Regions from separate parts of the Mus musculus genome. Here region 2 is linked to region 1. The links are chromatin loops, found by intact Hi-C in ENCODE. Cell type or tissue: heart. All regions are shown on one strand.

What was found. Peaks named below come from ENCODE experiments on the same cell type or tissue, not always from the same donor. Only the 100,000 strongest peaks of a DNase experiment are listed, where the experiment ranks them.
Region 2: it touches region 1 in a loop (2.0-fold over the local background); 5 of 42 quality-filtered maps call a loop at or near these places.

What each region holds. Positions count from the first base shown.
Region 1 is chr1:61,635,326-61,643,325 of GRCm38, forward strand. Pard3b (par-3 family cell polarity regulator beta) reads left to right here and starts at 3,499. Exons shown (of 23, transcript NM_001081050.2): 1 at 3,499-4,037. The coding sequence starts at 3,918. In heart, a CTCF peak has its summit at 4,149; DNase peaks (open chromatin) are centred at 3,516, 4,116 and 4,646; H3K4me3 peaks cover 1,833 bases; H3K27ac peaks cover 1,161 bases.
Region 2 is chr1:61,381,929-61,389,928 of GRCm38, forward strand. All of the region lies in intron 3 of 9530026F06Rik (RIKEN cDNA 9530026F06 gene), which reads left to right. Among named protein-coding and RNA genes, the nearest start is that of 9530026F06Rik, 7.5 kb to the left of the region's middle. In heart, no CTCF peak of the experiment used is centred here; no DNase peak of the experiment used is centred here.

The DNA of each region.
Region 1 (8,000 bases):
TCTCTTTAGGAGGCAATATACAGCATTTATGAGGAACTGAAAGAACAAAACCATCAACAGCAAAACTAGCCCCCAGACACCGGACCCATTGATGACAGATGTCAATAGACATCTCTCAAGAGGAGATATACAAACACTTGACATGTTTATGAAAGAAACTCGGCATTACTTGTCATCAGTAATGCAAATGTAAAGAACCTCACTTCAGGAAAAATGGTTCTAGGAACAACAAAAGGCAGCTGTGTTGATGAGGAAAACGAGGGAGAAGAAACGCTTGATACCATCATGGGGACTGGAAACCACAGTATGGAGGCACCTCAAAAAATTAAAGGTAGAATTTCTACCCAATCTTATTGGCACTACCACCCTACTTGGCAAATATTCAAGGGATCCAAGTCAGTAGTTGAAGAAACTGTATCCTCTGCATCCTACAGCATTACCCATCACATCCAAGACAGAGGATCTATGTCACATGGTGCCCACTTTTACTGACTATAACAATTCTTCCTGGATCTCAAAAGTAAGATTATCTCCAACTCAACGAGTTTTCTATGATAAATACTGACTGTTGTAACTGACTCCTTGAAAGCCAAAAAGTATTTTTTTGTCTTAATAGAATAAAACATTGAGATGGATTACTGGTCAACTATGAATTAACAATTACTATTGTTTAGTCAACGCACACTATTGTTCTGGCTCCACCTCCCTGCCCCTGTTGGCCCCTATCGAGAGCTGGTGGATCTCTCGAGGGGACGTGGTACAGGAATGGCCGGGGGCAGAAGAGACCTCAGGCAGAGATGAGCCTGCTGAGAACAGACTCTTGGGAGACTGTTTCATTGAGATAGCTAAGCTAGATGGGGGTGAGTATGAAAGGTACTTAGACCTTTGAGGGGTGAGTAGGGGCTTTGGAGATGAGTGTACATCATTGGCTGGGCCCAGGATGGTGGGGGTGGCTCATTTGCATAAGGAGGCTATCCAGGTGCTACATGACATGATCCTTTGATGGGAAAGGAAGGATAACCTGTCTACTAGGCTATGTGACTTCCTCTGGGGGTAAAGGTAGGGGTGCTGGGCTACCTGTGCTGGGTTATACAGGCCTAGGGTGAGAAGGGAGTAATCCTACTTCTGCCAATCTCAGCATGAGATTTCTGGGGTTTGGACATGCTTCAACCCACTCTTGCTCTGGGCAAGCACCCTATAGCTCCACTGCTGCCTGGCCCCACAGCACCCCTCATGGTACCTGACATTTTCATCATACCTCTTAGAGTCTAGGCAGTTCAATAATAGTGGCCAGTGTGATTGCCTACTGAAGTATTGGGAAACAAACAGGAAATCTCACAGCACAGGGGATGTTCATCCATCCAGCAGGCAAAAACAAGATAATGGAACCCAGGTCTAGACTCCTCTAATATTACTAAATCAAGGCAAATTATTTATTGTCTTCTGCCTAGGAAGCTCCCAGGGCATGAAATATTGATTTAGGTGTTTGCTAGGCATGGATGACTGTGTTGCTCTTCTTAATATATGATGAATTGTTTCTATGTGTGCCATTATGAGGCTGAAAAGCAAATTAACCAGGGTTATTTAATAAACATGAAATATAAACACTAAGCCCTATGCCCAGTTACTAGTGAGGGGTCATGAAAGTGCACAGGGTGTACTGCTCAAACGCTGGTGTAGCTGCAGGCTTCCGTTATCTACTGCAGACATGGATTTTGCTGCATTCCATAAGACCTGCTTCATCTAATCTGTGAGTGGGATGGGGCGAGTCTGTGTGTTCTTCATAGTTAACTTGGGGAATCTCAAAGCCAGGAAGCTGAAGGCTCTGGGTACCCGAGGAGAACTCCTACTGGCTGTAAGAGTTTGTAATGTGAAGAGAACCCTGGTCCACTGGAGTTGAAGACCAGTTTGGGGACACGGTGAAGGACCGGGGATGGGGGTGGGGGGTGGGGGGTGGGGGCACAGAGGAAGCAGTGTGCACTTGTTTCTCGGCTGAGAATCTTTGCTTTGTGCTTTCCAAACCTTCATACAATTCTCAGTATAGCGTGAGACCACTCATTAATGCCTGGCATTTGCATGTGCTCAATTTTTACTATTTCCTGTGGAAGACTCAGCAGAGAAACGCCTGTGAGCCCACTTCACTGCGAATGGAGACAACATTAGTGTAGTTAATAGCTGGAGATAGTCCCTGAAGATACACTTCATGATCCTGCCTCCAACTATGCCTCAGAGGGTGGCTCAATGGATTTTTTTGTCTGGTTTTATGACAAAAATAATTCTGTCTTTGGTTTACCTAAATCAGTCTGTTAGATTTGCAACCCAACTAGGCTGTCTACTGTGTATTTCCTCCAAGTTGACTCAGTTTACATGACCCTCTTCATGGCCACTGACATTGAATAAGGTGCTTTCGTGGGACATAATCAATGTATATTGAATGTAGGAGTGTAAGTAGATCAGAACTCCCAGATCCATAATTTAGGACCAAACCATCCCCAGCAACTCAAACTCAGTTTAAGTTGACATAGGAGCAACTCTGGTAGGAAATGGAGGATACCCCGGGGGATCTTATGGATGCACTAAATTGCCATAAAAACTGTCAGGAGCCACTAGAGATTTAGATAGGAGGACCTGTGTTCTTTGCACCATAACCAGCTGTGTCACCTGCTCAGTTTCTGAACACCAGTCTGTTTTGATTTTGAATCTTTCAGTGCTGAAAATCGATGACTGGAGGGAAAAGTTCTAAATTGAACCGCACCCCCAGCAAGCCAAGCACTCTTCTTTCTGTACAAGGTAAGGGGAAAGTATTTATTTTCCAGCTCAAAGGAGCTGTTTACTTAAGAATTAAGGATGCAGACGTTACTTGTTGATCAGAACTTCTCCCCATACCTTGGGTTCAATTGTTCGAGGACAGGAACCTGCGAAATCATGACTCAAGGGTGTTCTTTTCGTCAACAGATGCACAAAGGGAGTCCCCCTTCAAAAGGAAAAGTGTAAACTTTTACACCCTATCATATTTGGATTTTGGGTGTGATCTTCGGTGGAACACTTGGCACCTGCACAGTGGCCTTAAAGTTCCCTCAGCTTAGCTAGCTCTCTTGTGGCTCCAAAGCAAAAGCTCTGCCTTCAGTCAGTCCCACCTCTCAGTACTTCAATTCTATGGCTACTTTAGAAGGTGTGGCAAAAGCACCTGCTCCGGAGCTTCCCTTGAACCTCCCTCCAACTCTCATTTTAAGGGAGTTGCTAGGCCAGTTTCCTATCTATTCCAAGTGTGCTTTATGAGATCCGGTTTCAATTCCCCTGTGGTAGCTCCCAGATCCCGTTACAATTCCCGGAGCTCCTTGTACATGTGAGGGAGAAAGAGAACCAAGTGCGGGCAACAAGCTACCCAAGGTCTAGTTACTGGGGCAACCCCGGGCTCGGTGCAACGCCTCGGTGCGCTCTGTGGTCCGCGAGCGCCGCGGCCCCTTTAAGAGCCGGGCCCAGGCTGGCCCGCGGGCCGAGGGAGCCCAGAGCGCCGCGCGCGTCGGAGGAGTTGGGAGCCGGCGCAAAAGTTTCCTCCCAACTCTGGCCCCGCGCGCCGCCGCCGCCGCCCACTCCAGCCCGGGGCCTGGGGCCGGCCCTGCCACGGTCGCTAGGGCCACCGCCAGAGGCAGGGCCGGGCCGGGCCGCACCCGCAGTTTCACTTTGGCGCGTGGAGCCTCCGCTTGCGCCCGGCCGACCCTCCGCGTCCCCGCGTCTCCGAGCCCGCGTTCCCGCCCTCGGCCTCCCGTGGGGCTGCAGGGGAGCAGCTGTGGGTCCCGGTCCCGGAGGCACGCGTGGGACAGCGTCGTGTCCGCCCCACGTCCCCCGACGGAGGGGCTGTGCCTGGGGGCCAGGCACCTGTTCGGCCCAGCCCCGCGCGGGAGCCCAGGGCCAGGATGAAAGTGACAGTGTGCTTCGGGAGGACGGGCATCGTGGTGCCCTGCAAGGACGGCCAGCTCCGGGTCCGCGAGCTCACCCAGCAGGCGCTGCAGCGGTACCTGAAGACCCGGGACCAGGTGAGGGGCGCCGCAGGGGGCGAGCATGGGGCGCGACCACCGCGGGGCTCACTTAGTAAGTGTCCTAGGCCACGCACCTGCCCGTTGCCTTGGACCAGGTGGCGCTTTTTCTGGGGCTCAGATCACCCCCAGCGGCTGGTGAGCGCTGCCTGCAGCCACAACTTTTGCAGGCTGCTAATTTAAGGGACCCAATTAGCCCTGTCTTGCTATCCAGAGGCTGGAGAAGAAATGGCGGCATCCCACTCACTTGAGGGGTCCTTACAACTCCGCCATCTGGGGCCTACTCCCAAGTCCACACACCCAGTCTGTTCTGTAAGACAGCCCCAGGTGTTTGAGTAGGGGTCCAGAACCTACTTGTGGGGACACTGTGATGTTACCCTGTGCTGCTCACCTGAAGTGTGATTTCTGACCAAGTCCCGCCTTAAGGAGGCTCCTTGGAGTTTGAGCATTGATTGGCTCAAGAAACACCTCCAAAGTTATAGCTATTGGTGCTTTGAGAGTTCTCAGCTTGATGGGAGGTCTCCCAGTGACCTGGGCAGGAGGTGCTCCAGTGGGGATGCTGCCCTTATGCCAGCTACTGCACTGGGGTGTATTCAGCGAATGCCACAGTTTCTATGAGTCATAGCTAATGAGAATGGTTGTAGTGGGTTCTGGGTTACTCCCAAAGTAAGGCTGACCCACTGTTCTGCTGCTCAAGTTAGGAATAAGTAGCAGCCAAAAGCCAGCACACAAGTGGCAGGACTCCAGCACTCTGGTCAGGCATCTGGGTGACTTGTGAGAGTTCTGGTTTCCTCTATGGAACCTCTAAATGAACTCTCTAAAAAGCACCTTTAAAATTGTTTCAGTTCGTCCATGGCCTGTTTCGGATGCTTCAACGACCTCGCGAACAGATAAGCCACAAACTCTTGTTTTAGTAGACAAACTCCTGTTTTAGTCCTTTTAATATTTGTTCGCATAATGCTCGTTGTAAACTATAGTCCAATCTTGAGATGAAAAACTGTAATTTTAATGTCATATATGTTATCCAAAGTATAGAAATCACTTTTCTTTTTCCAAGTACATAGTTTCAAATTTTTAAATTACATATATTCATTTAATATGTGTATGGAGGGTACATGTATACTACTGTACATATGTGGAGGGCAGAGAACTACTTGCCCAGGTTGGTGCCATGTGGATGGAGATCAACATAGCTCTTCAGGCTTGGTGCCAGGAACCATTACCCACTGAGCCGTTTTGCCACCCCCACGTATTTAGTTTAGAGATCTAAGGCATACCTGTTCTTCCTATACTCCACCTAAGAATTAGTGCACAGAGGGAGACTTTTGATGGGTACATGCATATTTTACTTTGAACAGTCGAGAACTGGAGGTTAGAGAGATGGCTCAGCAGTTGAGAGTACAGATGTTCATGTAGAGGACCAGCACCCACATCTGGTAGATCCAACACGTGTGCATTTGTGTGTGTGCACCCCCACACTTCAAAAAAAAAAAGGGAATGGGAAGAGGTAGAGTGAAAGTCCTAAGGAATTACACATACTCTTTAGATTGTATTCTTCACAACAGAGTTAAAGGAGGGGAAAGATTTAAGATGCGTATAAATCGAGGTATCAATCTAACCCAATGAGGGTTTTGCTTAGATTTGGTTTTTGCTATTGCTACATTGGTGTACTGTTTATTTCATATGATTCCATTAAAAATTGGGATTTGACCAAGTAAACAGTTATCTTTGAAATCATATTTTACTGGCTTATGAAAATCGATTAAGGTTAGCAGCAACAATACAATCTACACAAATTATTAGAGTAGATTTCACGGAAGAATTGTTTACTGAGGTGATAAATTTATCTTTTAATTCATTAGCAATAATGTATGTCCTCTAATCTTCTACATTGAGAAATTTACTGTAAGTGTAGAAATCTGTTGTACAAGGTAATCTACAAGCATATAAATAATCATTAAAAAATGACCACTGATCTTTAATGGATTGTAGTTAGACCTTAAAAGGTGTTAAAAAGCCATTGCTACTCTAAACTGGAAGCATAATTTATATCATAGAACTCAATGTAATTGCTTCGATCAGGTTACTGTTATTTCGGGATATTACATTTTTCTGTGTTTGCATTTATATATTAGTAAATGTGACATTTAAAGGTCACCCAAAGCTTATGAAATCTCTCTCTCTCATTTTTGAGTTTTAAAATTTCAATTTATGTGGAAAATGATGTTTTCCTCTTCTCTAAATATTCTTGTCTTCTTTCATTTTAAAGAATATTATAAGAATAAGGCTTAACTAATAATTAGTGGTTGGAATGTAACTTGAAATGTCAAGAAACACTTTGAAAAACTCTATGCATTTATCCATTGAATTAAAAAAATTGTGGAGGAAGAACAGTACTGTTAAAATACAATTTGTGATGAATTCACTTTCTACAAGCCAGGAAGAGAAATTTAAAGAGATGCAATGGAAGAGAAACCTGGTGGAGACGTGAATGTTTCTCCCAGAGTTCTGAATAATCTAGATGGGAGAAAGGCTTCAAGACAGATAGAAGTTGTAGTTTCCAAGGGCCGAAGTGAGTGGAGCCCAAGGAGGTCCTTCTAGATGTTGTAGCCAGCATTACAGAAGGGACACCAAAGCAAGCTGGAATTTGTGGTATGTTGGAACCAGCTGAGTCAACATAAGATAAGGCTAGAAGTAGGTGAGATGCTGAAGGAACAGGAGGAGCTTTGGGGGAAGGCTTTAATTTGCTCTGAACTCGGGAGCGTTGAGTTTCCTGTTTCTACTGGGTGACTCCCACGCTGGAGGAGAAGTTAACAGTGGGGATAGAATTATGGGATGGCTTATCTTTGGATCCTGGTACTATATCAGTGTCTTGGGCACTAAATCCAATTTAGTGAAGTAGTTTGTAGAGGAGATTGTCTCCTTAAGCAGTCAAGGTGTGGATCAGTGAGTAATTAGTTAAATTTATCATCAAAATTACCTGTCACAGGTGAATGGATAATTGAACTGTAACCTGTAGTCCTGTCAACCCTGGCTGAATATCACTTCTAATTCTTACATATAGCATTTAAAACAAGACAGCTATCTGAATTCCCTTTGCCAAGATTTTAATCAAGATTTTAAGTGTGGTGTGGAACTTGGGCACAGGTATTATAAAGAGCACCCCAATGCCTAGACTTATCTATCACTAATCTCTTGGAACTGGTGAACTCAAGACACTGTGGTATAGATGTCTATATATAACCTTTAATTATAGCAAGCCAACTTTCCTCTGTTGCCACCCAGAATAAATTCTTCTAGAAGATGCTTGTTATTAAGGTGAACATATATACATGTACTTGGTGAGTTGGATGAGTTGAATATAACACCATAGAATAAGGACGAAGAGGGGTGTGTGGCGAGGAGGTGAATTAAATAGTTAGTTGGATAGCGGGCATGGGATTTTTTTTTTAAAGCTGATGTATATATCTCACTGTATATATGAGTAACCATTGTAAGTGAAGGTAACTTTAGTAGGCTTTTCAAAATGAATTTTCTTTTTCTGTATTTAGACATCTTGAATAATTTGTTCTCCAAGTTAACATTTTCCCAGAGCTAGAAAGTTAGATAAGACTAATTCCATCCTCTGATTAATTGTGGCATCAGCATCTAAGTGAATTTATACAATCATGAGATCTGTAGTAGCATTGTGTGACCAGCCTAGAGGAATAGCTAGAACTCTTTAATTCTGAACTTTTCTGCCTTTGATGCCTCTTGGTCTGAATTGATCTTATGGTTTTTGGATACACAGATTAGACTCAGCCTGAATTTGTAAAGCATTTCCTAATTTGCAGAGTCTGATTTCTTGTGGTTTCTAACTTCTGCTCAGTTCTCTGCTTCTCTGATATGTGGCTATGTGATATTCTTTACAGCACCCAGGGAAGCTGCCTCCCCATCAGCAAGGCACATGCTCTAACTTAGTCT
Region 2 (8,000 bases), 250 kb before region 1:
TTCTTCTGGAAAAATCAATCTACCTGTTCCTTCTTCTTAACTTTGAGAACAGAGAGGTGCCTTGGGAATCACGGTGAACTCTGGATATTCTTTCTGGCTGATGTCTCAGAGTCTCTGTCATTGCACATCTTGCTTGCTCTTACCTCACTAGAAGTATCATCAAGATGTCCCAAGTGACATGTTTACTTTGTGGAGACCTCAGATTGCTGACTTCTGTTGCTTGATGCTTCTCTTCCATTACAAGACATTTATCTGAAATCGTTATCAATATAAACTACCTGGGGTTGAGATACACTCAAAGGATAGTCACTGGCTAACAGTTGCAAGGGGGGGGGGGGGAGAAGGTTGAAAAGAGTCCAGCAAACTCCTAAAAAAGAAGATAATTTGTATAATTAAATCTTAAAAATTTAATGAACATATAAGCACATTTTGCCAGATGACTACAGTGGCCAAAAACTAAAATCTTCTGTCACATAAGAGCATAATGACTATGAAGATTTTGAATATTTATAGGAATTTATTCTTTAATCATAGAGCAAAATTTCAGTCTCTCTCTCTTTCTCTCTCTGTCTCTCTCTCTTTCTCTCTCCCTCTCTCTCTCTCTCTTTTCTTCCCGAGAAAGGATTTCTCTGTGTAGCCCTGGCTGCCCTGGAACACATTCTGTAGACCAGGCTGTCCTCAGAGATCTGCCTGCCTCTGCTTCCCAAATGAACCCACACACCTATGGTCACTTAATCTTTGACAAAGGAGCTAAAACCATCCAGTGGAAAAAAGACAGCATTTTCAACAAATGGTGCTGGCTCAACTGGCAGTTAGGAGGTAGAAGAATGCAAATTGATCCATTCTTATCTCCTTGTACAAAGCTCAAGTCCAAGTGGATCAAGGAACTCCACATAAAACCAGAGACACTGTCTCTAGCTGCATATATAGCAGAAGATGACCTAGTCAGCCATCAATGGGAAGAGAGGTCCCTTGGTTTTGCAAACTTTATATGCCCCAGTACAGGGGGACACCAGGGCCAAGAAGTGGGAGTGGGTGAGTAGGGGAACAGGGTGGGGGGAGGGGATAGGGGATAATGTTTGAAATATAAATGAGGAAAATATCTGATAAAAATTGAAAAAAAATCAGAAACATTGAAACTTATAGAGGAGAAAGTAGGGAAGAGCCTCAAAGATATGAGAACAGAGGGAAAAATTCCTGAACCAACGGCTTGTGCTGTAAGATCAAGAATCAACAAATGAGACCTCATAAAATTGCAAAGCTTCTGTAAGGCAAAGGACACTGTTAATAAGACAAAAGGGCAACAAACAGATTGGGAAAAGATCTTTACCAACCCTAAATATGATAGGGGGTTAATATCTAATATATATAAAGAACTCAAGAAGTTGGACTCCAGAGAACCAAATAACCCTATTAAAAATGGGGTACAGAGCTAAACAAAGAGTTCTCAATTGAGGAATACCAAATGGCTTAGCAGCACCAAAAAAAAAAAAAAAAAAAAGTGTTCAACATCCTTAATCATCAGGGAAATGCAAGTCAAAACAACCCTGAGATTCTACCTCACACCAGTCAGAATGGCTAAGATCAAAAATTCAGGTGACAGTAGATGCTGGCGAGGATGTGGAGAAAGAGGAACACTCCTCCATTGTTGGTGGGATTGCAAGCTGGTACAACCACTCTGAAAATCAGTTTGGTGGTTCCTCAGAAAATTGGACATAGTTCTACAGGAAGATCCAGCAATACCACTCCTGGGCATATATGCAGAAGATGTTCCAACTGGTAAGAAGGACACATGCTCCACTATGTTCATAGCAGCCTTATTTATAATAGCCAGAAGCTGGAAAGAACCCAGATGTCCCTCAACAGAGGAATGGATACAGAAAATGTGGTACATTTACACAATGGAGTTCTACTCAGCTATTAAAAACAATGAATTTATGAATTTCTTAGGCAAATGGATGAATCTGAAGGATATCATCCTGAGTGAGGTAACCCAATCACAAAAGAACACGCATGATATGCACTCACTGATAAGTGGATATTAGCCCAGAATACCCAAGATACAATTTGCAAAAGATATGAAACTCAAGAAGAAGGAAGACCAAAGTGTGGATACTTTGGTCCTTCTGAGAAGGGGGAACAAAATACCCATGGAAGGAGCTACGGAGACAAAGTTTGGAACAGAGCCTGAAGGAATGGCTATCCAGAGACTGCCCCACCTGGGGATCCATTCCATAAACAACCACCAAACCCAGACACTATGGCAGATGCCAACAAGATTTTCCTGACAGGCGCCCGATATAGCTGTCTCCTGAGAGGCTATGCCAGTGCCTGGCAAAAGCAGAAGTGGATGCTCACAGTCATCCATTGGATGGAGCACAGGGTCCCCAAAGAAGGAGCTAGAGAAAGTACCCAAGGAGCCGAAGGGGTTTGCAGCCCCATAGGAGGAACAACAATCTGAACTAACCAGTACCCCCAGAGCTCCCTGGGACTAAATCACCAATCAAAGAAAACACATGGTGGGACTCCTGTCTCTAGCTGCATATGTAGCAGGGAATGGCCTACTTGGCCATCAATGGGAGGAGAGGACCTTGGTCTTGTGAAGGTTCTATGCCCCAGTGTAGTGGAATGCCAGGGCCAGGAAGCAGTAGTGGATGGGTTGGGGAGCAGGTGAGGGGGGAGTGTATAGGGGATTTTCTGAAAGGAAACTAGGAAAGGGGATAACATTTGTAATGTAAATAAAGAAAATATCCAATTTAGAAAAAAAAAAGTCATGTGCCACCACTGCCCGGCCCATTTCCCTCATTCTTACTTCTCTCTCTATCCCCAGTTTTTCTAAGCATCCTCTTCTCCATCATTTCTTATGATTTTATAGTATACATATGTTTGTGTATAGATCTTTAAAGACACAAATGTTACTGTATCATAATACTGGTTTGCAACTGGCTATGTCCATTAAGTACAGTTTTGTGGTTTTTTGTTTTTTTTTTTATTTTTTTGTTTTAAATCAGTTCATATACCCCTGCTCTTCTGAGAGCTGCCCAATGCTCTTTGTTACAGATCAATCACGGTGTGCTTAAGTATTAGTCTACAGCAGTTTCATGAACTCGCCATCACTCTGAACCCTCTGGTACTCACGTGCAAGCTGAGCTCTGCGAAGCGTGTGGGGCTCCACAATGAGAGGGTTGAATCCTCCGTACTTTCGCTCACGCAGAGACAGGGCATTCTTCTGAAAAAATCCTCCCACAGATGGCAAGCTTAGGACTTTGGCACCAAGCAAACTTGAGTTCCTGCCTCAGGTTGTTCTGACACTTAGCTCTTGGTACACTAAGTTTCAGTTTCTTCCATTAAATCAGGAAAGTACTGTGTTCTTTGTGGGCTGCTGGAAAGATAGTGTGGCATCTTAAAGACACTTGTTGGGTAGTTGGTTCCTGATAAGGCATAATTATTATTGGGTCTGAATAATTTCTGTAACTTGATAGAATGCAACAATGGTCTCTAGAAAGAGAAGTGATACTTCCAGATGAATGTATGAATATCTATATGTGTATATATTTATCATGACACTTGTCTATGTATACATACCCAAGTTGCATTTCCTTGGTTGCAATCTCACCAGCATTTCTGCTTTATTTAATTACATTAGCTTCTTCAGCCTTTGGTCTACATATGCACTTTCTCTTGAGAAGCAAGCAGCACAGAGTATGTAGACCTTGCTTACTGTGGACTGATTTGCATGATGAGGGGGCTCATACAAGGAGTTATGCCTTACTAGTTCTATCCTTCCAGGTTACTACTAAGATGAAATGGCATTCCCGGACACACTCTGATGTCAGTGTCCAGTCTCATTTATCACGTACTCTCTGCCTTCCTCTGTCCCTTCTCCTACAGCCTCTCTATCTGTACAGTTGGTTCTTTGTCAGTTTCTTAGCTTTACATGTGGTATGACTTCTGGCACCCATTGACCTTCTGGGGGCCCTTCTGAGACCATAGTTATTTTTAAATTAATTCGCCTTATTCGATTTCCTAGCTTTCTCATGTTATAGCAACCCTGTTCATACACCTGATCACCCGGACTCAGATAGAAATATCTGTCATATCGGCCTAAGTAATAGCTAAGGCAGGACCATTCATTTATTGCCAAGAAACCACCTGGGACTTATAAATGAGAATAGTTTCCAAATCTCTATGTCCAGTAATATCCCCCATTGCCCTAAGCCTATCTTACCTATTTAATTCTTTCAGCTACCAGCTGCCAGCCGCCAGCCACAAAAGAGAAGCAGAGTCAGATATAAAAGAATACATTTGGGAAGCTTCCTTGTTTTCTTTTCTAAGTAGATTTTTGTGGTTTTAATAAGAAAGATATAAAAACAATGCCGAATTCGAAGCCTAACAAAGAACTGCCTGGGTAGACTTACTGCAGAGGTATTGAAAGCCTTGCTACATGTTTGGGGTGGTGTTGTGTAGAGAGAGGAGGGCACTCTAGTGAGGACAGTCCCTGGCTTCACTCCGCCCTCCTGTTTAACTAATCGGTGACCCTGGGAATGCCAGAAGCCCTGATCGAGTCTACCTCACCTGTGATAAAGGTTAATTACAGTATCAACCCAAGGAAGGAAATGTGAAGACAGAAAGCCACAGGGCACTGAATGTTACACCCAGAGTGAGTCTTATATCCATGCTGACTCTCTGTATTGGTATTAAAAGCCCAGAGTCTGGAATAGGCAGCCTGAGGTCAAGTCCTTACTGCCACTGTTACCTTCATGACTCTGGGACAACTTATGGGACTCTTCTGAAGGTGCTTCCTCTGTGCAGTGTGCGGAGGTAATGTTGCATCCAGAATGTGGTGGGTAATGAAACCACTTGGCGTTTAGCATTTTAAAAGAGCTATCACTGTAAGCAAACAAGTGTAATATCAATTTTTGGTATATCACAATGTGTGTCCATAACAAATCCTTTCTGATCTGAGTTGACCATGAACATCTGCATATTTTTTTTGCCTTTTGATTTCTTACAGAATTTGGTTTTTGAATGCAATCAGGATCACACAGAACTATTCAAAGAGAAGGAGTGCCAACTTCTGTTAATAGGATTCTATTGACAAACAATAGGTTACTGGTGAACTTTGGGCCTCAGCCAGATTGGTCATTTCTGAAATAACAAATGAACCTGATCATAAGATGATTTTATCTAAAAGGTCAGACTGCCATGTAACTGGAGGCTAGCATTATAGGAAACTTCTGGTGTGTTAGAGTGCACATTGATACTAACATGTTGTTACTGTTATGTGAATGTTATTCAGAGGCCTTCTATAAGCTGCACACACACACACACACACACACACACACATCATTCACATGTGCCCATATGCTTTAAGTGGATGGTGTGACCAACAGTCACACCAATACCCAAAATTCCAATGTTAGCTTTGTTGCCTAGGGACTCTGATTTTGCAGGCTATGTGTGCTGTTGAAATGAGTCCTTTCTGTTTCTAAGTCTTGTTCCAGAATCTCCATTTGGCTGAGGCAGGAGAGAAGTACTTCATTTTAATTAGAATTTCAAGCAAACTGCGTTATGTTGTTATGTGTTATTCCAAAAGAATATGCCACATCAAGGGCAGCTGTTACTCTGCCTAAGAAATAGAAATCTTCACTCACTTCATAGCTCCTCTTCCCCTAGCATATCCCAAAGAGGAAAAGGATGTGCCTAGAGACCCTCTAAGACAGTAAACACATTCAGCAAAATGTCAGGTAATAATCTTGGGGCCCATGAAAAATATGACATCACCCTATCATTAAAGGGAACACTGCAGGTTCCAGCCTGCTCTCCTTCTCCCATGACTTACTGTAAACCACAGCGCCCTCTGAGGGAATCCAGTTCCCACCAATTTCCCCGAGAAAGGTCCCAGCTTGTACTGAAGAAAAACGTTGGTTGTGCTGCCTTAGACCTGCAATTAAGTCCCCACTGCTTTTCAAACCAATGAGTCCTTCCAAGTAGTAATCAAATTTATTTTTCCCATTTTCTGAGTAATGCCAGGGTAAGCACGTTCATCATTTGAAACTCACTGATTCTAATTCCTAATTCAAACGTGTTTGTTCAGTAGAAGGTAAACAACCCCCTAGCTATCACCCACCCCCATTTATTTAGAAAGAGAGAGTTTCAGTGGGAGAAGATAAATAGCATGTCAGACATGGTTTGGAGGGGCTGTAACTGAGTAATTTCTAGTTTCCTACGTCTGTCTCCAGCTGTTGTGGCCCAGTGTGACTCTGGCAGCTGTGTCTGGCTTGGCTGAGCTTCTATTTAGTCAAATAAAATCAATGCTTTTAAGTATTTGCTTAATATAATACTTTCAGGCTAGTCTGAGAATTCACATATTCAACCACAAGACTAGTCATGACTGGTTTCCTATTATCTATCTGTTTATATATAGCCAGTTGGTTGATACCTGTATTCCTAAAATGCCTTAGAAAATCGAAAAGACCACATTCAGAGAATCACTGACATGAAACAGCCCAAGGGATGAATCAGTTTCAATTCCAAGAACACTTCTGGGTGCTCCTGCATACATGGAAACACTCAGGATCTATAAAGACTGACAAGACAGAGTCTCTACCCTTAAGTTTAATGTAGTACAAGGGTATAAAAACATAAGTACCTTATTAATTCGTTTCTGGACTTGGCCTTATTTCAAAAGGGCTAAAGATGGATGATTCGTTGCAAAAAAATACAAATAACATGTCAAAATGAAATAAAATAAAATTTTGTAAGAAGAATTTAGAGAAAAAATTAAGTGTGAAAATTTTCAGTGGATTTTGAAGTAAAGAAGTTCAAGAAAATGCAGATCACGAGCTTACCTAATGGTAGGCCAGATATGTGCCTCAGTTTCCTGTGTTACTACAGAAATCCAGTTTGGTTTGAGTGAGGGCAGAGAGTATAGAGGGTCTGAAAGAGGGAGTTTTAGGCGCAGCCTGTGGCAATCCTTGATGAAGGAGATGGTCCTTGCTTGTCCAGACTGCTTTATTTTATGGTGGGTGTGAATGTATCCATCTTCTTCAGGGTGAACCAGGAATTGAATACCTTTTATGAGAAGGAATGCCTAAGAAAGGAAGCTCATTGGCTAAAATACTCAGGGCCTATCTAGATATCTAGATACCTGATTAACATGGAGAACTCCAAGATTTTTGTTTGTTTGTTTTGTTTTGTTTTGTTTTGTTTTTTTGAGACAGGGTTTCTCTGTGTAGCCCTGGCTGTCCTGGAACTCACTTTGTAGATCAGGCTGGCCTCGAACTCAGAAATCTGCCTGCTTCTGCCTCCTGAGTGCTGGGATTAGAGGCTTGCACCACCACGCCCTTCGAACTCCAGGATTTAATGCTATGCGACTGACTGTCATATTCCTCTCGGTGGAGTGTCATAGTTACGTGCTCTGAGACGTGTGGACCTTGGCAAGGAACTGGTTCCACACCTGCTGTTCTTAATTCTGGGATTGCCCGGGGTTTTTGAACCTGCTTCAACATTACCAGTTCTTCTGTCTGGTGGCAAGGCCCACTTGCCCCCCAGGGATAGGTATCACAGGTTTGTTCAATCTTTGATGTGTGACAGGACCATATGATGTTATCATATAGAAAGTTTGGGTTTTAGAACTATAAGATCCAACCCAAGTAATGAACTAATGAACTCCTTTAATTCAGCACTAGGGAGGCAGAGGCAGGCAGATCACTGAGTTCTTGGTTAGCTTGATATACAGAGTGAGTTCTAGGGCAGCAAGATCTATACAGAGAAACCTTGTCTTGAAAAGCCAAATAAATATACAACAAACAAATAGAAGGACTATATAGGATGGAATTACCCCCACCAAAAAATTGCAAACTATTTCATAATGTTTTAAGAAAGTTTATTACCTTGATTTGCATCCAGCCAGCTAGCTATCACTTGGATATGACTGAACAACTATAAGCTAGGTTGGGAAGGAATGATAGACTTTAAATTCCATCCTCAAACATATT